Linked DNA regions of Homo sapiens: regions 1 and 2 are each linked to region 3. A link is an interaction called in ENCODE POLR2A ChIA-PET data of the cell type or tissue named here. Cell type or tissue: MCF 10A. All regions are shown on one strand.

The links. Peaks named below come from ENCODE experiments on the same cell type or tissue, not always from the same donor. Only the 100,000 strongest peaks of a DNase experiment are listed, where the experiment ranks them.
Region 1: POLR2A ChIA-PET joins it to region 3 with 23 read pairs; 9 of 35 experiments call an interaction of 5 or more read pairs at or near these places.
Region 2: POLR2A ChIA-PET joins it to region 3 with 54 read pairs; 12 of 35 experiments call an interaction of 5 or more read pairs at or near these places.

What each region holds. Positions count from the first base shown.
Region 1 is chr1:146,034,968-146,042,967 of GRCh38, reverse strand. It overlaps TRE-CTC1-1 (tRNA-Glu (anticodon CTC) 1-1), which reads right to left and starts at 7,276; the gene lies at 7,205-7,276. It overlaps TRG-TCC2-1 (tRNA-Gly (anticodon TCC) 2-1), which reads right to left and starts at 5,907; the gene lies at 5,836-5,907. TRH-GTG1-1 (tRNA-His (anticodon GTG) 1-1) reads right to left here and starts at 4,924; the gene lies at 4,853-4,924. It overlaps TRK-CTT2-1 (tRNA-Lys (anticodon CTT) 2-1), which reads right to left and starts at 3,567; the gene lies at 3,495-3,567. RefSeq lists silencers at 2,869-3,034, 3,417-3,586, 4,807-5,006, 5,747-5,936, 7,155-7,394 and enhancers at 3,797-3,906, 3,435-4,101, 5,457-5,506. In MCF 10A, a CTCF peak has its summit at 3,837; DNase peaks (open chromatin) are centred at 3,637, 4,807, 5,847, 7,287 and 3 weaker places.
Region 2 is chr1:145,993,453-146,001,452 of GRCh38, reverse strand. It overlaps TXNIP (thioredoxin interacting protein), which reads left to right and starts at 4,874. Exons shown (of 8, transcript NM_006472.6): 1 at 4,874-5,436; 2 at 5,977-6,049; 3 at 6,162-6,309; 4 at 6,422-6,524; 5 at 6,653-6,909; 6 at 7,016-7,172; 7 at 7,286-7,437; 8 at 7,567-8,000. The coding sequence starts at 5,187. The coding sequence ends at 7,602. RefSeq lists an enhancer at 6,795-6,844. In MCF 10A, no CTCF peak of the experiment used is centred here; DNase peaks (open chromatin) are centred at 42, 3,122 and 4,752.
Region 3 is chr1:145,887,443-145,895,442 of GRCh38, reverse strand. ITGA10 (integrin subunit alpha 10) reads left to right here. Exons shown (of 30, transcript NM_003637.5): 27 at 50-163; 28 at 1,808-1,903; 29 at 2,169-2,282; 30 at 2,580-4,235. The coding sequence ends at 2,645. It overlaps ANKRD35-DT (ANKRD35 divergent transcript), which reads right to left. Exons shown (of 3, transcript XR_001737758.2): 3 at 6,962-7,652. Among named protein-coding and RNA genes, the nearest start is that of ANKRD35-DT, 5.3 kb to the right of the region's middle. In MCF 10A, a CTCF peak has its summit at 3,422 (motif pointing left); DNase peaks (open chromatin) are centred at 2,542, 3,262 and 4,092.

The sequences.
Region 1 (8,000 bases), 150 kb before region 3:
TCACCCTTTTGATATACTTTTGCTGCATAATAAACCATCCCAAGCTTATTGACTTAGAATAACAATAAGTTATTATTTTGTGAAGGCACCAACATTTGCCCAAAGCAAGTCACATAGCCAATCCCAGATTCAAACAGAGGAGAAATAGACTCTCTTGATGAGAGAAGCTGGAAAATATAACCAACATTTTTTTCTTTTTCTTTTTTTTTGAGACGGAGTTTCGCTCTTATTGCCCAGGCTGGAGTGCAATGGTGCAATCTCAGCTCACCGCAACCTCCGCCTCCCAGGTTCAAGCTATTCTCCTGCCTGAGCTTCCCTAGTAGCTAGGATTACAGGCATGTGCCACCACGCCTGGCTAATTTTGTATTTTTAGTAGAGACAGGGTTTCTCCATGTTGGTCAGGCTGGTCTCGAACTCCTGACCTCAGTGATCCGCCTGCCTCGGCCTCACAAAGTGCTGGGATTACAGGCGTGAGCCACCGCGCCCGGCCATGACACAAAGTTTAAAAGAAAAATTTTTTAAAATTTTTTTTGGTCAGGCGTGATGGCTCACACCTATAATCCCAGGACTTTGGGAGGCCAAAGTGGGTGGATCACGAGTTTGAGAACAGCCTGGCCAATATGGTAAAACCCCATCTCTACTAAAAATACAAAAAAATTAGTCGGGGGTGGTGGTGCGCACATGTGGTCCCAACTACTGGAGAGACTGAGGTGGGAGAATCACTTGAATCTGGGAGGCGAAGGTTGTAGGGAGCCAAGATTGTGCCACTGCACTCCAGCCTGGGCGACAGAGATTCAGTCTCCAAGAAAAAAAGTTTTTTTACTTTTATAGATATTGTCATAAGGCACCCTGTAGAACTTGTACCAACTTATCCTCCATTCACAAGGTATATTAACCTTCCCGCCGGGCGCGGTGGCTGAAGCCTGTAATCCCAGCACTTTGGGAGGCCAAGGCGAGCGGATCACAAGGTCAGAAGATCGAGACTATCCTGACTAACACACTGAAACCCCGTCTCTACTGACAATACAAAAATTAGCAGGGCGTGGTGGCGGGCGCCTGTAGTCCCAGCTACTCGGGAGGCTGAGGAAGGAAAATGGCGTGAACCCTGGAGGCGGAGCTTGCAGTGAGCCGAGATCTGCCACTACACTCCAGCCTGGGCGAAAATGCGAGACTCTGTCTCAAAAAAAAAAAAAAAAAAAAAAAAAAACCCTCTCCAACATAAACTTTAGGAAAATTTACCATTAGTTTGGGCACAGTGGCTCAGGCCTGTAATCCCAACACTTTGGGAGGCTGAGGTGGGCATATCGCTTGAGTCCAGGAGTTTGGGACCACCCTAGGCAATACAGTGAGCCCTCATCTCTACAAAAAGTTAAAAAATCAGCCAAGCATGATGGCAAGCGCCTGTAGACCCAGCTACTTGGGAGGCTAAGGTAGGAGGATCAGCTGAGCCTGAGGGAGGTGGAGGTTGCAGTGAGCCAAGATCATGATACTGCCCTCCATCTTGGGTGACAGAGCGAGATACTGTCTCTAAAAAAAAAAAGAAAGAATTCCTTGGATATTTCTCCTTGGTATTTTCCTTTTGAACTTTATAATCATATTGTCTAGTTTGAATAAAAAAGAAAAAATTCTTTGGACAGTTTTATGAAAATCATGTTAAATTCAGACACCAAGTAAAGGAGAGGTGCTGTCTTTATGATGTTGAGTCTCCTATCCAAGAATATGATACACCCTCGGTTAATAGGGAAGGAGGCTGCCCTAATGCAGTGGTTCCCAAACTTGAACATTCCAAACTCCCTAGAGAGCTTGTTAAGTAACAGATTGTTGGGGCCACCCTCGGGGTTTCTGATTCCATAGGTCTAAGGTGGCACTCAATAGTTTGCGTTTATCTCAAGTTTCCAGGTGATACTGAAGATGATTGTCCTGGGACCACACTTTGAGAATAACTGGTCATTTTGGAGATGGTTGGTGGACTATATGTAAGTGAGACTAAAGCATATTTACACTCTTAAAAAATAAAAAGTACTGGTAAATGATCCTTAGGGAAAGGAGGTGGAAGATCTGTAGGAGGAGTTGAAAAGGAATGTTCAGGCCGGGAGCGGTGGCTCATGCCTGTAATCCCAGCATTTTAGGAGGCCAAGGCGGGCAGATCACCTGAGTTCAGGGGTTCGAGACCAGCCTGGCCAACATGGTGAAACCCTGTCTCTACTAAAAATACAAAAATTAGCTGGGCTTGATGGCGGTCGCCTGTAATCCCCAGCTACTCGGGAGGCTGAGGAGGGAGAATCGCTTGAACCCGGGAGGCGGAGGTTGCAGTGAGCCGAGATCGGGGCACTGCACTCCAGCCTGGGTGACAGAGCGAGACTCTGTCTCAAAAAAAAAAAAAAAAAAAAAAAAGAATGTCTCTTGAATGGTGCCAATCTTGGCTTCCACCCACCTGGCAAACCAACTTAACCTACGCCAGCAAAAGCAACAGTTAAAGCTAATTTAGCAGGAACAAATGTAAGGCAAACAACTCCAGGCTTTCGGGAACAGAAAAAAGTTCTCCGGTGGATCAATAACTAATTCAAAGTAGTGGACCCAGCACTCTGGAGTGGCAGCCTATATTCATCAAATAAGACTGCAACTGTTAACTCCCTACTCGCTGCCCTACCCGTTCGTCTTTGCTCCTCCTTTTCTTTGCTCTTCCGCTTCTCTCCTCCGCCTCCTCAACTTCTTTTCTAGAGCCCTCTCCTCTTTTTCCTGACCTTCCTAAAATGGTTGTATTTTACAGCCCTTTGCGGCTGATGAAGGCTTCAAAACCTAAAAAGCAAACAGATGCTCCCTAACACCTAGCTGAGAATATTTTAACTCACTACAAAGGCCTTTCAAAACCCCATTCAAAATTTCCCACCAACAAGAAGAGAACCAGTATTTCCCTCTGGAGCCGTCCTAAGGCTGTTCTCCCTGGAGCAGTGTCGGAGCGATTTTGGACTCTTCTCAGAGCTGCTCAGCTTGTCTGCCTTCGCCCAGTTGAGAAGCCCATCGTGGATTCGAAGTATGTGGTCACTACAGACACTAGAATCCCCAGATTCCTCTTTTCTTTTTTTTTTCTTTTTTTTGAGACCGAGTGCAATGGCGTGATCTCGGCTCACCGCAACCTCCGTCTTCCAGGTTCAAGCAATTCTCCTGCCTCAGCCTCCCGAGTAGCTGAGATTACAGGCATGCACCTCCACGCCCGGCTAATTTTGTATTTTTAGTAGAGAAGGGGTTTCTCCGTGTTGAGGCTGGTCTCGAACTCCTGACCTCAGGTGATCCGCCCACCTCGGCCTCCCAAAGTACTGGGATTACAGGCGTGAGCCACCGCGCCCGGCCCAGATTCCTCTTTTCTTGATGAATTTGGGGTGAATGGAGATGATTTCTGGAATCAGTTACCGTAAAAGGACAGTAGCCGCTGTGGCGATTTAGAAGTTCATGTTTCCATGGTAGCTAAGCGAGAGGGTTAAATAAAAACACAGCGCCCAACGTGGGGCTCGAACCCACGACCCTGAGATTAAGAGTCTCATGCTCTACCGACTGAGCTAGCCGGGCACTGATTACTGGCGTCTTCTTATATGGAATCATTTTCCACTGACGGAGCGGTTGTATGATCTAATTGCATATTATTGCGTGTGAAAGAAGTTTCAGGACCTAGGACTGGTGGACACGGCAGTAGCCTTTTCATAATAGCTTTTTGCCATGAAGGAATTCGGGGTTTAGAGAGCGATGGGGGCTGCAGAGAGCCAGGAAGTCTCGCGGAGGACTCGGGAATCACGAGTCCTGCCTGAAACCTTAGTGTTTTCCGCACATTCCTTCCACTGAGGGAACCTCCTCACCCACTTCAGAGGAGGGTGCGAAAGAGCCCAAGGAAACTCAGATGAGAGGCGCAAAGACCTCTCTGCAAAGCATTTTAATTCTCCATCCTGGAAGAGGCACTGAGTTCCAGAGTCACAAGGGAAGGGTTCTCTCCTCTGCTCAAGTGAAGGCCAAAAGAACAACCGTGGTCCCAGCTCCGTGGGCCTCCATATCGCTCTAAAGCTTCCCGCCTGGGCTGCTTAGCACCTTGGTGGGCGAGCCGCAGTGTGAGCCAACTGGAACTATTGTTGTTTGAGACAGGGTCCCGCTCTGTCGCCCAGGCTGGAGTGCAGTGGCGCGATCATAGTTCATTGCAGCCTCTACTTCCCGGGCTCAAGCGATGCTCCCACTTCACCCTCCCTAAGTAGCTGGGACCAAAAGCGCCCGCCACCATCTTAAAAATTCTTTTTCTGGCCGGGGGCGATGGCTCAAGCCTGTAATCCCAGCACTTTGGGAGGCCGAGGCGGGTGGATCACGAGGTCAGGGGTTCGAGACCAGCCTGACCAACATAGTGAAACCTCGTCTCTACTAAAGATACAAAAATTAGCTGGGCGTGGTGGCGGGCGCCTGTAATCCCAGCTACTCAGGAGGCTGAGGCAGGAGAATTGCTTGAACCCGGGAGGCGGGGGTTGCAGTGAGCCGAGATCGCGCCACTGCACTCCAGCCTGGGCGACAGAGCAAGACTCTGTCTCAAAAAAAAAAAAAAAAAAAAAATTCTGACATTGTGGGGAGGCGTCTCAAGCTGGTCGCGAACTCCTGGGCTCCAGGGATTCTCCCGCCTCCGAGACTTCCCAAAGCTGCTGGGATTACGTAATGGCGCGAGCCACCACGTCGGCCTGGAGCTATTGTTATTCACCGAATCTGTGGACTGCACTTCCGCGGGGATGCCTTAAGCGAAGGCAGAATTACAAGCATGTGTCACTCTTTTAAAAGTGTTAATTAAAAAAAAAAAAAACCGCCACCCCAGCAAGTTAGAACCACCTGCCGTGACTCGGATTCGAACCGAGGTTGCTGCGGCCACAACGCAGAGTACTAACCACTATACGATCACGGCGAGCCACTAACCAGGCGGCGCGCTACAGCTGGATTTAATGCCTCTTGAAATAGGAATGGCTATTTCGTGCTACTTTTATTTGGCCAGTCCCTGACGTCCGCATCAATCAATTCCAAACTTTTTCACTCTGCAACCTTGAAGCTCCGACACCTGAATCAGTTTCTTAGACTCTAAATCCCTCGATGCCAGCGATAGCACCACCCGCTCCGCTGGGCGGCGGCGGGCCAAGGTCCTGACTAGAGGGCAGAAAGCGTCAGCTGCAACCCGGGACCACGCCGCCTCTCGCCTCTCTCCTCTCACCTCTCTGCCTCCATTTCCCTCTTCCCCCTCCAAGGAATCAAGCTGCTTCGCCCAGGGATGAGAGGGGCAGCCTCGAAGGATTTTTCAAATTACATCTGCAGCCTGTACCACGGAATTGAGGTTTCTCTTCCCAGAATGGTGGAACCGGAAGAAAAACGGAGCTAGTGAGCTGGGGAGGGGATGAGAGCCCCGTCTTAATTTCTTGCTTCCCTCACAGGTACAAGAAGCGCTGTGTACTCTCTGGCATTGTGGGAGCTTGTGCTGACTTCCTCATCTTGACTCATAAATATATCAGAGCCACCTCTGCCGATTCAGAAAAACAAATCCAACCAGCCTCTATTTCAGACACTTCCTTAGACCCCTAGGAGAGTTATTGTTAACTTCCCTAGACCCCTAGGAGAGTTATTGTTTGGACGCCAGCGGCCGAACCCATCAGACGGGCTAGGCGCGCACGTGCAGTTACCAAAATACAGATGTTTACTGTGGGAGGGACAGACCATACTGGTGCAGACCTAGGACACAAAAGTGGTCAAAACTCTTTTCCTGTGTTCCCTACTTTGCTCGGTTTCCAGGCCTACTCAGTCTAAAAAGCTGAAGAGAAAAACTGACACTGCGTTGGCCGGGAATCGAACCCGGGTCAACTGCTTGGAAGGCAGCTATGCTCACCACTATACCACCAACGCATCTGAAATACGCTTGATTCCTTTAGAGTATCAGAACTAAATAATCAGGTTTGTCTTCCCGTTTATTTCTAGGCTAAGCAATTTAGACTGCAGGAAAAACCTACAAGAGGAAAATTAAAAGGAAGCTCTCTGGAATTTCTCCTATTAAAAATTCTGTAGTAGTATCTTGTTTCACAGCTTTAAGAAAAGTCAATTCTAGTTTCCTGGACATTTATTCCACACATGCGCAAAATTACATATGTACAAGACCGTATATGACAGCATTTTTTTTTCCAAAGAGCAAAGGGCTAGAAATAACCTAAGTGTCTATAATAGGAAGCTGGCTAAACTAATTATGGAAAATCCATACAACGGAATGCTATGTGCCAGAAGAAAGAATGAGGAAGTTCTTCATGTCTAATCTGTAAGTACTTCCAAAATATACTGTTAAATGGAAAAGGCAAAGTGCAGAAAGTGTGTATAGATTACTTCCATTTGTACAAGGGGGAGAGAATGTTTAAATATATATACGTATGTATATATGCATGTACTTGCATTTGCATAAAACATCTCTAACATCATGAAGAAACTTAACAGCGGTTACTTCATTAGAGAGAAAATAAATGGTAGAGGTGAAAGGTTTATCAGTTCTGCCCTTTTGTATATTTGAATCCTAAACCATGTAAATATATTACCTTTTCGAAAATCCAGTAATTAAATTGAAAGAAAATACGTTACTGAAGGATATTTATTTCCACTGCAAAGTGTTAGAAATACATTGTTAACCTTAAAAATAGCTGGTGTTGGCCGAGCATGGTAGCTCACGCCTATAATCCCGTCACTTTGGTAAGGCAGAGGCGGGTGGATCACCTGAGGTCAGGAGTTCGAGACCGGCCTCACCAATATGGTGAACCCCGTCTCTACTACAAATACAAAATTAGCCGGGCGTGGTAGCGCAGGCCTGTAATCCCAGCTACTTGGGAGGCTGAGGCAGGAGAATCGCTTGAACCCGGGAGGCGGAGGTTGCAGTGAGCCGAGATCGCGCCACTGCACTCCAGCCTGGGGCAACGACAGCGAAACTCCGTCTCAACAACAACAAAAACAGCTGGTGATAAAATAGTATTATAGCATACTTCCACTTTGTTTCAAAACCTAGATATTGAGTGGTCTTCGGGTGATAGAATGGTGAGCGATTTCTTTATTTGTGTTTTTCTACATTTTCTGTATTTCAGTTTTCAGTGGGATGGGGAAGATTGACTAGCAGATAACGTTTATTTAAAAGATCCTGAGAGAAAGCAGTAAAAGAAGATGTTACTCTTTCCCTGACCGGGAATCGAACCCGGGCCGCGGCGGTGAGAGCGCCGAATCCTAACCACTAGACCACCAGGGAAGCTGCTAACCCTTCCCGGTTGCAGCTATATGATTCTACTAAGTGCTGCGGTTCGTGCCTGTAACTGCTAAACACTGAAGCCAAAGTGGCCAGATTGCTGGAGCTCCTAGTTCGAGACCAGCCTGGGCAAAGTGGCAAACCCGGGCTCTATCAAAAGCACAAAAAAATTAGCCGGGCGTGGTGGCGCTTGCCTGTAGTCCCATCTACCCGAGAGGCCGGATCGCTTGAGCCTGGTAGGCGGAGGTTGCAGCGAGCCGTGATCGTGCCACTGCACTCCAACTTGATGACAGGGCCAGAGCCTTCCTCAAAAAAAAAAAAAAAATTACATTATTCTAACTAAAAGTTTATTTCCACTTATTCTTTTTCATATTATTTTTCACTGCCTAGATTCTGAGATTCTTGCATACTGGGCCTTTCCTATGTTGGGGCTTCTTCCCGGTACTTCTTTCCTGCAGTAGAAAACATTGTGAAAGAATTCTCCAGCCCGGCTCTCAGAGCCTAGGGAGCATCGTGTACACGTGATTACAGTCCCCAAGACCAGAGACCAATGTCCGGAGAGAAGAGGGTGAGACAGAGAGGAAGCTCACCTCCTTGTAGTTGCAGTGATTTCCGAAATTGTGAACATTAGAAAAGTAGAGACCCAGCTACGTCTTTGCCAAAAACAACCAGGAACTTTTCCTTAAGGAACATAAAAGACGTCATGCGAGTAACACTAGGAGATCCT
Region 2 (8,000 bases), 110 kb before region 3:
ATCTTGCTCTACTTACAAAATCTGTGACCTCAGGCAAATTACTTCACTTCTGAGCCTGACTGAACCAACACCGAGTCACAAGGTTATTGAGAGAATTAAATGAAACAATCTAACCTCAAATACTTTCTTTTTTTTTTTTTTTGAGACGGAGTCTCGCTCTGTCGCCCAGGCGGGAGTGCAGTGGCGCAATCTCGGCTCACTGCAAACTCCGCCTCCCGGGTTCACGCCATTCTCCTGCCTCAGCCTCCCGAGTAACTGGAACTACAGGCGCCCACCATCACGCCCGGCTAATTTTTTTTGTATTTTTAGTAGAGACGGGGTTTCACCGTGTTAGCCAGGATGGTCTCGATCTCCTGACCTCGTGATCCGCCCGCCTCGGCCTCCCAAAGTGCTGGGATTACAAGCGTGAGCCACCGCGCCCGGCCAACCTCAAATACTTTCTAGAACAACATGACAGATGACAGATAATTATCACTGACATAATTATATAAAAGACTTGGTTCATTATAGGTGCTCAATAAATGGCAATTACTTAAAAAGTCACTTGGAACTCTAACATGCTATACAATTCTTTTTTTTTTTTTGAGATGGAGTCTCACTTTGTCGCCCAGGCTGGAGTGCAGTGGCGAGATCTCGGCTCACTGCAAGCTCCACCTCCCAGGTTCACGCCATTCTCCTGCCTCAGCCTCCCGAGTAGCTGGGACTATAGGCGCCTGCCACCACACCCGGCTAATTTTTTGTATTTTTAGTAGAGACGGGGTTTCACTGTGTTAGCCAGGATGGTCTCAATCTCCTGACCTCGTGATTTGCCTGCCTCAGCCTCCCAAAGTGCTGGGATTACAGGCGTGAGCCACCGCGCCCAGCCTTTTTTTTTTTTTTTAAAGAGAGATGGGGTCTCACTACAATGCCCAGGGTGATCTTCTTGAATTCCTGGCCTCAAGTGATCTTCCCATTTCAGCCTCCCAAAGTGCTGGGATTACAGGCATGAGCCACCACACCTGGCTTACAATTGTTAATTTATTCTTATTGATCTATGACTTGGGGCAGTCTTCAAACTCTTAATTTGCCTCTAAATTCCTTAGGGAAAAAATTGAAAGGGAAAAGGGTGCCTATAATCCCAGCACTTTGGGAGGCCGAGGTAGGCGGACTGCTTGAGCAGGAGTTTGAGACCAGCCTGGCCAACATGGTGAAACCCCATCTCTACCAAAAATACAAAAATTACCTAGGCGTGGTGGAGCACATCTGTAGTCCCAGCTACTCGGGAGGCTGAGGTGGGAGAATCACTTGAGCCTGGGATGCGGAGGTTTCAGTGAGCCAAGTGACACTGCATTCCAACCTGGTTGAGAGTGAGACCCTATGTGGAAAAAAAAAGAGAGAGAGAAAGGAAAATGGGTAAGGGTAAAAGGGAAGTTTACAGAGTAGAGGTGAGAGAAGTGATTAAAAGGACCAAGAAAGGGCTTTGTTCTGCATTAAGAACTATGAGTCTTCATGTTCTAAATGTTTGTCAGGCCAGAGGTTAAAGAAAAGAGAAATGCAATCAGTGTCTTGTCTCTGACTGGCAACAAAGTGCTGAGGGCACTTCCCTCCCTGAAACTGCTGGCTTTATTCTGTCACCTGCAGTAAAGCAAACAAACAACAATCACCACTTGGTTTCCTGTTGGCACTGGGACTGAAGAGGGTAGAGAAGGGGCAGATAAAGATGATCCAACTTGCAAAACTCTTTGACTGTGCCCTACTTTGCTGTTCCTCCTTGGCCCACCCCTTTTCCCAAACCTCACAAGTGTTTTTATACCCTGATTTTAGGACAAGAGTTTACAAAATTTCTTTCTTCTTAGACCCAAGAACTGGGAAAGGAGAATCGGGGCAGGTTTTTATCAGAATACCAGGTTACAAGGTGAAAGGTCGTAAACAACCGTGTCCAGGAGGACTCCACTTCAGAACATGCCTTGGCTACAGGCCTGGTAGGCAGCAGCTGCTGCCAAAGCTAAATAATTTTTTGGCATTTAAAGGAACCCAGGCATAACACAGAGCAACGTAGTCTGTAGTGAGCTCTGCAAATGGGAAGATACAAGGAAACCAGAGCCCAGAAGAGAAACTTAGAACGAGAGAATTGTCATAGGATTTTTTAAAACTCAGCAATTCAGTACTTCAGAGATGTGCCCACATAAATATCAAATAAATTGAAAGGGAAAAGGGTGCCTATAATCCCAGCACTTTGGGAGGCCAGGTAGGCGGACTGCTTGAGCAGGAGTTTGAGACCAGCCTGGCCAACATGGTGAAACCCCATCTCTACCAAAAATACAAAAATTACCTAGGCGTGGTGGAGCACATCTGTAGTCCCGGCTACTCGGGAGGCTGAGGTGGGAGAATCACTTGAGCCTGGGATGTGGAGGTTTCAGTGAGCCAAGTGACACTGCATTCCAACCTGGTTGAGAGTTGGATGTCTTAAGATGTCCCATATTACCACCACCCTGATCCATCACTAGCCACCATCTTTCCTATTCCCTCAAAATGTATGTAGTTAAGATTTAACAATATTTAACAATATTGACTATGTAGTTAACAATATTGATTCATATATTTGTCAGCATTTTGATGTTTGATAGTTACACTTTCATACCCATCAAACTAAACGTTCTCCCAGAAGCCACAATTTTGAACTTTTAAAATTACTTCAGTCAGGCCAGGCACGGTGGCTCACGCCTGTAATCCCAGCACTTTGGGAGGCCAAGGCGGGTGGATCACCTGAGGTCAGGAGGAGTTCAAGACCATCTTGGGCAACATGGTGAAACCCCATCTCTACTAAAAATACAAAAATTAGCTGGGCGTGGTGATGCATGCCTGTAATGCCAGGTACTCAGGAGGCTGAGGCGGAGAATCGCTCTAACCCAGGAGGCAGAGGTTGCAGTGAGCTGGGGTCAGGCCACTGCACTCCAGCCTAGGCAACAGAGCAAGATTCCACCTTAAAAAAAAAATTACTTCAGTCAGAGTTCCACCTCCTCTGCTCCCAGTAACTCAATCAATATTGTTAACCAACTGAAAACACCTCAAGCCTAGCTGGTTAAGTTTCTAGAACAGGGTGCCGCCTCAAACACACCCTAAGGATCAACATGTTCCTGGGGTTTAATGCATGTGTGTGTTTTCGAAGAGACTCATGATGCCTATTCTTGAGCTTGCTTAATATTGGGGTTGAGTTGTAACTCTCGTTAGCCTTAGAGTGTCAATCCAGCTAGGCTGTCTGAGGAAGGAAGAAGGCTCTTTAACAGCAATGAATATTGTTTTTTTTTTGCTGATTGGGTAGGGTTTCAATATACTTGAATGCTTCTTAATTACCTCCCCATCTCAATCTTGGGACATTATCTTCCTCTTTCCAGCACAAGGAATTAAATAATAATCTTCTGATACCCCAGCACAGATATAGGAAGGGTCTATGAATCAAATAAAAGGAGGAAGAATCCCTGCACTTTTGCATACAGGTTTTTCCTATTACATTTAAGAGTAAGTTCTCAGTACTCAGCTCCTAAAGCATCTCACAGCCAGCAGGGGAAAATCCATCTGACAGCTGGCCAAACGAAACCAACAAAGAATGAAGAGAGAGGGTAGGGTCTCTTCTGGCTTGAATTTATAGTGCTCTGTTGACCGATCTTTCTTCTCTTTTCCTTCTTACTGTTTTCTAAACCGTTTAGGGAAAAACCTTTGAAAATAGTTTTTAAAATTGTTCCTTCAAACAGGTGTGTGGCCATCTCTCCACTGAAAATTTGGATATAAACAAGAGGACTTTCTCACTTTTAACCAGATTTATGGATGTACATTTGATTTAGTGAGTTGGAAGAGGGGATGGAGACAAGAAAGAGTGAACATAACTGGAAAAAAGTGAAAAGAGTGAAGCATCCTTTTTTTCCCGCTTTTCCTTTTCCTCCAGAAGCAGGTAGGAAGTGGGAGATAATGAGCGCCTGGACACACCTCACTAAAGAGGTAATGAGGTAAATGGGGAACACAGACAAAGTGTTCCCCAACTTTGCAGGTAGAAATTGAAGAGATGACAGGATAAGCAACAGGATGTAAACACGCCCCTCCTATTTCCGTTCCACAGAACAGAGAGAACAGAAGAGAGGGTACAAGCTGGGGGTGGGTGACGAACAGCACAGGCACGCAGCCCCCAGCCCTAGCCCCAAGGGATTGGAACGGGAAGGAGAAGACATCGGTCCTACACACACAATGAGGCCTGAAAGTTCTCCTTTCCCTCAGAGACGGTGGTGTTTTTTATACTTAATAGGGATGCGGGGCAAGAGAAGGACAAAGGGCTGTTCCTGAACAGTAACACCAAGCATTCTGCGCTCCACAGCCCCAAACCTGAAAGTATTCTTGGAGCTATGGGATTTTCACACACTTGCTATTTATGAGCCAGGAATAACGACAGGCTCTAAAGTAACTGCACTGGCTAAGACTAGGCATGAAATTCCCTCATAAGCACATTTTCCTTTTACCTCAAAACACCGCTCTCAGACCAGAAACGTCCACACCCGCCCTCCGATGGCCTGTCGCCCTGGCTAGGTTTTAGGGTCAGTGGGATCCTCCTTCCACTGGACCCGGGAGAAGACGCTCAACAGCCCCCTCCTTCCCCTCCTTCCTCTCCTTCCTCTCCTTCCCCCCTCCCTGCGCCGCTCCAGAGCGCAACAACCATTTTCCCAGCCAGGAGCACACCGTGTCCACGCGCCACAGCGATCTCACTGATTGGTCGGGCTCCTGGTAAACAAGGACCGGGCAGCCAATGGGAGGGATGTGCACGAGGGCAGCACGAGCCTCCGGGCCAGCGCTCGCGTGGCTCTTCTGGCCCGGGCTACTATATAGAGACGTTTCCGCCTCCTGCTTGAAACTAACCCCTCTTTTTCTCCAAAGGAGTGCTTGTGGAGATCGGATCTTTTCTCCAGCAATTGGGGGAAAGAAGGCTTTTTCTCTGAATTAGCTTAGTGTAACCAGCGGCGTATATTTTTTAGGCGCCTTTTCGAAAACCTAGTAGTTAATATTCATTTGTTTAAATCTTATTTTATTTTTAAGCTCAAACTGCTTAAGAATACCTTAATTCCTTAAAGTGAAATAATTTTTTGCAAAGGGGTTTCCTCGATTTGGAGCTTTTTTTTTCTTCCACCGTCATTTCTAACTCTTAAAACCAACTCAGTTCCATCATGGTGATGTTCAAGAAGATCAAGTCTTTTGAGGTGGTCTTTAACGACCCTGAAAAGGTGTACGGCAGTGGCGAGAAGGTGGCTGGCCGGGTGATAGTGGAGGTGTGTGAAGTTACTCGTGTCAAAGCCGTTAGGATCCTGGCTTGCGGAGTGGCTAAAGTGCTTTGGATGCAGGGATCCCAGCAGTGCAAACAGACTTCGGAGTACCTGCGCTATGAAGACACGCTTCTTCTGGAAGACCAGCCAACAGGTAAGCGGCCCAATTCATTGTTGGAGGGTGAAAGCTGATTAGAGAAGAGAATTGAATACACAAAACCTGTACGAAATGTTTTAAGTTGCTCAGTTTGAGTGGTTTGAATTACGTGTTGTTGCTTCCTTTTTTCTGTTTTAATTTGCAGACATTCTCCTCCCCCCCCAAAAAAAAGGGTGATTTGTACAATTTTTTATGGTGCTGTGTCCTAAAGGGGATCCTGAGGGGCGTTGCCTCGGGTAGTTAAAGTCTTATGTGTGCATAAGTTGCTTATTCTTTGTCTACTTCCTATTTGAGATGTTAGTAGAGAACTGTCCTGGGTGAATCTTTCAGTATTGCAGGGCTTGGCAACTTGCTGCCCGACAAAATACATCAGAATTTCTCTTTAAGAACAATATGGGATGGATTAAAAAATATATATATGGGATGAAATTGGGGGTACTTCAATACCTTGCATGCCACCCAAGCATTCCTTATCACACAGATGCATTTTAAGTGTAACAGCAAGCCTAATGGCTACTCGATTTTCTTTCCCTTCAGGTGAGAATGAGATGGTGATCATGAGACCTGGAAACAAATATGAGTACAAGTTCGGCTTTGAGCTTCCTCAGGGGTAAATATCAGCTAAATGCATCTTTGAACTTTTCTGTCTAAAATATCTTGCCCTCCTTTGATCACTTACTGTTCTTGGAGAGCGTTTTAAAATTTTCATTTTCTTGACACAGGCCTCTGGGAACATCCTTCAAAGGAAAATATGGGTGTGTAGACTACTGGGTGAAGGCTTTTCTTGACCGCCCGAGCCAGCCAACTCAAGAGACAAAGAAAAACTTTGAAGTAGTGGATCTGGTGGATGTCAATACCCCTGATTTAATGGTGAGATCCATTTTAAAGATTCTATTCTCCTGGGTCATGAGGATGATAAATCAGACGTCTTGGGCATTAGATTGAAGCATCTCAAAACACCTTTTTATCCCCTTCTATATAGGCACCTGTGTCTGCTAAAAAAGAAAAGAAAGTTTCCTGCATGTTCATTCCTGATGGGCGGGTGTCTGTCTCTGCTCGAATTGACAGAAAAGGATTCTGTGAAGGTAAAATCCTAGTGCTTATGGCAGTTAAAACAGGAACTGGGTTTAGGGGCAAGGGCATGGGACTGGGGTAGAGGAAGTGTCATTAACTATACTGAGTATCAGTAAGTTTTCATCTTTCTCATTGCTAGGTGATGAGATTTCCATCCATGCTGACTTTGAGAATACATGTTCCCGAATTGTGGTCCCCAAAGCTGCCATTGTGGCCCGCCACACTTACCTTGCCAATGGCCAGACCAAGGTGCTGACTCAGAAGTTGTCATCAGTCAGAGGCAATCATATTATCTCAGGGACATGCGCATCATGGCGTGGCAAGAGCCTTCGGGTTCAGAAGATCAGGCCTTCTATCCTGGGCTGCAACATCCTTCGAGTTGAATATTCCTTACTGGTGGGTAGATGCAGGGTGGCTTCAGCAGAGAAATTGTTCATCTGTTACCACAGCTGTCTTGTTTCTCCAGACCTCTGGTGTAATAAACTGCCATCTTCCTTTCTAGATCTATGTTAGCGTTCCTGGATCCAAGAAGGTCATCCTTGACCTGCCCCTGGTAATTGGCAGCAGATCAGGTCTAAGCAGCAGAACATCCAGCATGGCCAGCCGAACCAGCTCTGAGATGAGTTGGGTAGATCTGAACATCCCTGATACCCCAGAAGGTGAGCCAGACCTAATGTCTTTTCTTTGTTTCTGGTCTACCTGGGTTTGTAAAATTGTGATGGTCCAGCATTTCTTGGGCAGGATTCTTATGTGGCCATATTTTCTTTTCTAGCTCCTCCCTGCTATATGGATGTCATTCCTGAAGATCACCGATTGGAGAGCCCAACCACTCCTCTGCTAGATGACATGGATGGCTCTCAAGACAGCCCTATCTTTATGTATGCCCCTGAGTTCAAGTTCATGCCACCACCGACTTATACTGAGGTGAGGATTGTCATCTTTACTGTTAAATTTGTCCTAAGCTTTCTATAAGAAGTTGACTTAGACGGATTGCTAAACTGGTTTGTTCTTTTTGTTCTTACCTGAACTGAAATAGTCTGTTTCTTTCTTTAGGTGGATCCCTGCATCCTCAACAACAATGTGCAGTGAGCATGTGGAAGAAAAGAAGCAGCTTTACCTACTTGTTTCTTTTTGTCTCTCTTCCTGGACACTCACTTTTTCAGAGACTCAACAGTCTCTGCAATGGAGTGTGGGTCCACCTTAGCCTCTGACTTCCTAATGTAGGAGGTGGTCAGCAGGCAATCTCCTGGGCCTTAAAGGATGCGGACTCATCCTCAGCCAGCGCCCATGTTGTGATACAGGGGTGTTTGTTGGATGGGTTTAAAAATAACTAGAAAAACTCAGGCCCATCCATTTTCTCAGATCTCCTTGAAAATTGAGGCCTTTTCGATAGTTTCGGGTCAGGTAAAAATGGCCTCCTGGCGTAAGCTTTTCAAGGTTTTTTGGAGGCTTTTTGTAAATTGTGATAGGAACTTTGGACCTTGAAC
Region 3 (8,000 bases):
TGTTTCTACCCCAGAGTCCTGATCTGTCTCTCTCTGTCTCTTCTGTTAGAATGGGAGCAATACTCAGTGTCAGGTGGTGAGGTGCCACCTTGGGCAGCTGGCAAAGGGGACTGAGGTCTCTGTTGGACTATTGAGGCTGGTTCACAATGAATTTTTCCGAAGAGTAAGCCTTTCCTTTTCTAGTACTCCCCACTTCTGCTCCTTTCTGGAACTTTAGCATAGGTTTTGGAGGTAGACAGACCCACGTTCAAGTTTCACTTTTGCCTCTTACTAGCTATTTGACCATGAGCAAGTTATTTCATCTCTCTAAGCCTCTTTTTCCTAATCTCTAAAATGGGAAGATAATACCAATTTCATGGGGTTGTTATAAAGAATAAATGAATAATGAGCTGGACATATGGTGAACACTCAGTGGAAGCTAGTTATTATCCTTGTATTTTCCTCCACTGACCATTACTTTTTTTTTTCCTGACCATTCCTTAGTGCTGTATCAATCAACATTTGCAGGATACCTAAATTTAATCAGTTAAGAATCCATCACGTTCCTATTACGTAAAAGGCCCTGTATTAGGTTGACACTGAGAATATCTCCAACATTTAGCCTCATGCCTAACTCATTGTAGGCGCTTAACATATTTTTGCTAAATGAATGAATTATTGATATTACATGCAGGATTTGTACTGGGGAGTGGTGGGAAGTAAGATTGTATAGGTGAGAGGGATCTAGATTACGAAAGGCCTCTGAAGCCAGGGAGAAACTGAACTTAATATGACAGGTAGTGAGGAGTCAGTGTGAGTTCCTCCTGGGCAGGGAAATGGCATCTTAATTGTAATGGCTGTTTGGCACTAAGGTCAATGTTGTGCTTTCCCATATCTACCTGGAATAACACAAGATCCCTGGGATGTCATCATATGTTTTAGGGAAGTTAAGTCCAATAAACCACCCTTCTCCAAGTCTCTGTCCTTCTTTGGTATCTTTTTTTCACTAGTCTATTCATGCTTTCAACAAAGATTTATTAAGAAACCACTACATGGCCGGGCGCGGTGGCTCACGCCTGTAATCCCTGCACTTTGGGAGGCCAAGGTGGGCAGATCATGAGATCAGGAGATCGAGACCATCCTGGCTAACACGGTGAAACCCTGTCTCTATTAAAAATAAAAAAATTAGCCAGGTGTGGTGGCAGGCGCCTATAGTCCCAGCTACTTGGGAGGTTGAGGCAGGAGAATGGCATTAACCCGAGAGATGGAGTTTGCAGTGAGCCGAGATCACGCCACTGCACTCCAGCCTGGGTGACAGAGCGAGACTCCATCTCAAAAAAAAAAAAAAGAAACCACTACATACTTGGTACTCTGCTATCTAGTAGGCACTAAGGACACAAAGGTTAGTAAGGCACAGCCTTTAACCTAGAGGATCTTATAGTTCAGGAGTGAAAAACAGAAGTAAACACCAGTGTTGGTGGGGGTTAGGAGGAATGATTTCCCTAAATCCCAGAGGGGATGACATCTAAACTTCAATCTAAAGGAGGGGTAGAGGTCAGCCAAAGGAAAGAGGAGTAGAATGCATTTCAGGTAAAGCACCAGATGTATTGATTGTCCTTGGAAAACAAACAGCAGCAGCAGATGTGACCAGGGGTTTTCCATCTATTACCCTTCCTCTCTTTTCCCATTGGTCTTCAGCCTTTTCTTCTGGTCTTGAGAGCCCTCAACATTATGCCTCTCAGCCTCAACTTTGCTGTTGGGATTCCAAAGAACTATATCACCTGATAATGGCTCATTTTAAATGTCTTCCTATCCACTTGTTCCATAGGCCAAGTTCAAGTCCCTGACGGTGGTCAGCACCTTTGAGCTGGGAACCGAAGAGGGCAGTGTCCTACAGCTGACTGAAGCCTCCCGTTGGAGTGAGGTAGGGCTGGAGACCGAGTCTGAGAGCTGTGAAAATAATGATGATGGGTATGTGGTAGGGCCACCCGTGGGCTTTTTCAGAACGAAGGCATCTCCATCAGGCAGCAGGATCCTAGTGTTCCACTGCCGCCATTCCTGCCTCAGTTTCTTTCCTTTAAGTAGCAGGAGGTTATTTATTCTATTTGGGGGCTGGCTTTGATATAATGTGGGGTGAGGCTAGCTGGGTTATAGGATGCATGTAGAAAACTACTCTTCTGTCCACGCAGAGCCTCTTGGAGGTGGTTCAGACCCGGCCTATCCTCATCTCCCTGTGGATCCTCATAGGCAGTGTCCTGGGAGGGTTGCTCCTGCTTGCTCTCCTTGTCTTCTGCCTGTGGAAGGTAAGCACTGCTTTAGTGGGGAGTGTGGAGCATGATGCCCATGAGTTGAGGGATCCTTGATTATAGCAGAGAGAACAGGATTTGTGCTGGGCAGCTAACCAGGCTGTGGATGTCATGCCCAGATCTCCTTCACTGTACCCCACAAATGTTGGTTAAATTATTCTAAGCCAAATAAAATAAATTTGAATTCCATTTTTGGAAACAGAACAAAAGTGAAGACCTCAGATAAGTCTGAGAGCTACTGGCAAGGTTCCCAGTCTAGGCATTTGGCAGTGACGCTTATCTTTTCTTCTACAGCTTGGCTTCTTTGCCCATAAGAAAATCCCTGAGGAAGAAAAAAGAGAAGAGAAGTTGGAGCAATGAATGTAGAATAAGGGTCTAGAAAGTCCTCCCTGGCAGCTTCTTCAAGAGACTTGCATAAAAGCAGAGGTTTGGGGGCTCAGATGGGACAAGAAGCCGCCTCTGGACTATCTCCCCAGACCAGCAGCCTGACTTGACTTTTGAGTCCTAGGGATGCTGCTGGCTAGAGATGAGGCTTTACCTCAGACAAGAAGAGCTGGCACCAAAACTAGCCATGCTCCCACCCTCTGCTTCCCTCCTCCTCGTGATCCTGGTTCCATAGCCAACACTGGGGCTTTTGTTTGGGGTCCTTTTATCCCCAGGAATCAATAATTTTTTTGCCTAGGTGCCTGACTCCTTTCAGATTCCCTCTTTATCTTCCCTCACAGTTTGGAAAGGATGAGGGTTATCTTCCTCGATTCTTCCACCCTCTCACTTTCCTGCCTGTTCCCCACTCCACAGGAGGGAGCTGACGTTGGCTTGAAAGGAGTAAAGTCAACATCTGCTGCTTTCCTGTGGACTCTGGTGATTCATAGAGCCGGATGGGGAGAGTCAACAGGAAAAAAGGAGGGAGGAGGAAAAGCCACAAGAGACATTCTGTACAATTCCAAGGAACAGAGAAGCCTTTAGACAGGCAACTGCCATCCCCCCTGAAACCTGAGACCTGTAGTGCACTCGACCGCCCTCAGGTGTTGGTGAAACAGAGCTGCCCCCAGGCTCGCTGGGCATAGGCTTCCTGATTCCAAGCCTTTTCTGGGAGCAAAGCCAGGGCCTGGTGCCTGATTTTCTGAAGCCAGGAGCCCTCAGGTGGCTGGAGCTGGAATAGCAGGGAGGACTGGGTGTACCTAGGCAGTATTTTCTCTACTTCTCTCAAGTCTTATACTCACTCTTGAGCCCTCCTTGGGGCCTGCTTAGAAAGCAGACAGGAGAGAGAGTACTGCTACTTGATGATGGGAAATGCTTTCACTTTACCAGCTTTGGGAAGCAGCAGCCCCATGGGATCTAAAAGTGTGGAGTCTGCATTAAGAAACCTACATGGGTGGCATGGGGCTCTGGGGAGCAAGCCCTTACTTGCTCAGCACTGGTTATGTAGCACAAATAGCTCCTAGGAAAATGTTTCTGGGGCAACCCTAGAACCCTGGTCATATTTTGCAGGGTTTCTCTGGTGGAATCAGTTTGCCAGCCCTTGCTTGATGCTTACTGGAAATCTCCAGGTTAATTTCTATCTCTGATCCCTCCCCAACCCACTCCATATTTGGGTCATGGACAGTAAAGGCAGTTGGATTCTCATAGACAACTGGGTAACTTATATTTCTTTGTAATCAAGACTTGAGATATCGAAGTCAGTTATTGGTCTCCAGAGTGCAGCTCTGGGAGCCTTTTGAAGAATCAGCACTCATTAAGAGCTGAGAAGAGAGAAGACCTGATTGGGTGGTTGACTAGCAGTCACAGAACCTGTCCTCCCAGGCTGTTCCTGAGGCCTGACCACAGTATTTATTTTGGCATGTCTCTGGCCTTCTGCAGAGGCCCACCCTCATGGGCATTGTCTCTGTTTCCCAGTGGGGTGGACAGTATATCAGATGGTCAGAACAAATAAAGTTCAGTGTCAAATGACTTTTGGCTCTATATGTATTCCCTAGGATATAGACTGCTCAGTAATAGTGAGAGGTAGATACTTGTTTTGCCTGGGATTTTACAGAGTGGAGTCCCTGGAAGGCAAAGTTAAGAAGTATTTTAAATGTTTTCTGTGGCTTTCCCACAGGAGATGTATTCTAGCCTCCTGTAATTCTCACCTGCTTAAGTGACCAGAAAGTATAAAGGTCTGGGAAGCACAGAGGTTTAGATTGAAATCCTATCTGCCATTTATTAGCTGTATGGCCTTCAGCAAATCATAACTTCCTTGAGGCTCAGATAATAAAAGGCTGTGTATTACAGTGGTTAACAATGAAGGCAGATTTGGGTTTAAATCTAGGCTACACAACTTAAAAAGTCTGTTTGACCTAGGACAGACTTAACTTCTCTAAGTCTTGGCTTTCTCATCTTTAAACCTATTAGGGTCATGAAGACAAAATGAAATAATCCAAGAAAAGTGAGCATTTAGTAAATGCTCAGTAAATGGTAACTATTATTATAAAACTATTTTGTCATAAAATAATCTACCATATCATGCCTTGTGAGGATTAAGGGAGAAAGTATACTGGAGCACCAGGTGGTGGTGTTCCTGCTCTCTGACCCATCTCCCAGATTGTGAAGATGTGTTTCTACGTGCTGTTGTCTCATCCACTAAATCTTGTCCTATGCCTCATCTTTTTTTTTTTTTTTTTTTTTTTTTTTGAGACAGAGTCTCGCCCTGTCGCCCAGGCTGGAGTGCAGTGGCACGATCTCAGCTCACTGCAACCTCTGCCTCCTGGGTCCAAGCAATTCTCCTGCCTCAGCCTCCTGAGTAGTTGGGACTACAGGTGTGCACCACCATGCCCAGCTAATTTTTGGATATTTAGTAGAGACAGGGTTTCACCATGTTGACCAGGCTGATCTTGAACTCCTGATTCACGTGATCTGCCTGCCTCAGCCTCCCAAAGTGCTGGGATTACAGGTATGAGCCACTGTGCCTGGCCTGCCTCATCCCTTTTGAAATAAGCTCTTTGAGCCCTCTAAGGTGATAATTAGCTGAAGAATTTAAGGTTCTAATGGTAGAGATCAAATCTATTTGATTCCATTAAGCAGGTATCTTCTAGGCTCCTCTTGAGACACCCAGAGTTTTTCCATTATCCTGAGAGAACACGTGCACTTAAGCAATGGCCTTCTAGAGACCGAGTCTCTGCCTCTATTGCCTAACCCTGAGAATTGTGGCCTGTCTGGCCTATTTGGCATGAACACCATTCTGTGTCAACCTGCTGAGTTGTTTTGTGACAGGAAAGGGTTTCCATTGTGACCCTCAGTGCACTTCATACAGGCTGTAACTTGATCAGCCTTTATGGAGCACACAGTTTCTAGGGCTGAGACCGCAACCAGATTATGTTGACAGACTCTCCTCTCCTCTTTACCCTCAGTCAGCCCCCAAATGGAGGTAGGTTTCCTTGAGTACTGGTTCATCTAATGCTCACACATATATACATATACACACATATATATGTGTGTGTGTTTGTGTGTGTATACATATATATATATTTAAATTTTTTTTAGAGAGGGGGTCTCACTATGTTGCCTAGGCTGGTCTCCAACTCCTGGCCTCAAGCAATCCTCCCGTCTTGGCCTTTCCACATGCTGGGATTATAGGTGTGAGCCACTGTGACTGACCTCATGTAATTCTTTTTTTTTTTTTTTTAGGATTAATTTCTTTTATTTATTTATTTATTTTATTTTACTTCAAGTTCTAGGGTATGTGTGCACAACATGCAGGTTTGTTACATATGTATACATGTGCCGTGTTGGTGTGCTGCACCCATTAACTCATCATTTACATTAGGTATATCTCCTAATGCTATCCCTCCCTGCTCCCTGACCTCATGTAATTCTTTATCCATATGATTAAGAGAGCACTTTTAATATATTTTTCCAACTAGAGATTCCCCTCCTATCCATCGTCAGCTCCAGACTGGGGCTTTCTCTAAACCCAATCTTGTTACCCCTTTCTTTGCAATAGTATTAGTTTAAGAAGCAACTGTGTATTGTTCCTTCCTTTCCTTGTTGTTGCTCCTTTGCTTCTTCATTAATTTTTTTCATTCATTTATTCATCAGATATCAAGCACGTAATATGTGCTTGACAATGGCAATAATATAAAACACAACTACCATCAAAGAGTCCAGTCCAGTAGCAGAAACAAACATGTAAACAAATAGTGGCAAATACAGCCTGGACGCAGTGGCTCACACCTGTGATCCCAGGACTTTGGGAGGTCGTGGCAGGTGGATCACTTGAGTTCAGGAGTTCGAGACCATCTTGGACAACATGTGAAACCCTGTCTTTACCAAAAATACAGAAACAATTAGCTGGGCATGGTGGTACGCACCTGTAGTCCCATCTACTTGGGAGGCTGAGGTGGGAGGATGGCACGAGCCCAGGAAGTGGAGGTTACAGTGAGCCGACATCACGCCATTGCGCTGCAGCCTGGGTGACAGAGTGAGACACTATCTCAAAAACAAAAAAAAATGGCAAATGCAAAGAGGTGGTTGCTATATATCAACAAGCACTAGGAGTATGTCATACAAGAGGCATACTTTGTTGGGCGGTGGGGGTGGCGGGGTTGTAAGGGAAAACTTTATAGAAAAAAGAAATTTGGCTGCGGGGTTGTTCTGTGCAGGAAACGCACAAGGGGAGAAGAAGAGACACACACAATACCTTTAAGGGTAAACAAGCTTTATCCCATGTAAATGGCAATGGAGATATAATAAGCAAATGGTACAAGCAAATTAATATAATAAGCAAATTATATAATAAGTAAGCAAATGATATAATAAACAGATTGATATAATAAGCAAATTGCAATGGGAAGGGGAGAAGGGAAAAGATGTTTACATTCACCAGACTATGGAGGATTTACCACCAGACTGGAAAGCAACAGCCTGGGTTCCAGAGTTGAACACCGCACTCATAAGACTATAGAGGATTCACCACCAGACTGAGAAGCAACAGCCTGGGCTCCAGAGTTGGCCACTCATCCATGCACAGACGAGGAGAGGTCTCATGAAGTTTTGGCGCAGTCTGGGACCCTAGCTCTTTTTGTAACGAGTTGTTTGGCATGAGGCCCAGTCACGGGGCCCTTGGCGACTGGGCTCAAGGAACACAAAACATTCAACTTATTTTTGCAATTGTCTATTGTTTTTCAATAACTAACGTGTAGGAATAGATTGAAATAGAGATTTCTCCAAAACAGTGCTGGACGAACACCTCAAGGGGCTCACACAACCTGTTCTGGGACTTGGTGACCATTGTTTCTGTCCACGTTCAATTGAGTTCAAATTTAATATTTAACTTTTCCACCGCAGGGATCAAATGTGACAGGAGGCATTCTTGGGAGGATTAATCACCAGCTGCAAAGGGAATTGTAAATTAGAACAGTTTGAGGCCTGGTGCTCTGGGAGTTGAGGTGAGGAGAATCGCTTGAGCCCAGGAGTTCAAAACCAGTCTGGGCAACATGGTGAAACCCCATCTCTACCAAATATATGAAAATTAGCTGGGCATGGTGATGTGCACCTATAGTCCCAGCTACTCAGGAGGCTGAAGTGGGAGGATCCCTTGAGCTTAAGAAGTCAAGGCTGCTGCAGTGAGCCCCGATCATGCTATCACACTCCAGCCTGGGTGACAGCGAGACCCTGTCTCAAAACAAAAAAAACAAGGCCAGGCATAGTGGCTCACGCCTGTAATCCCAGCACTTTGGG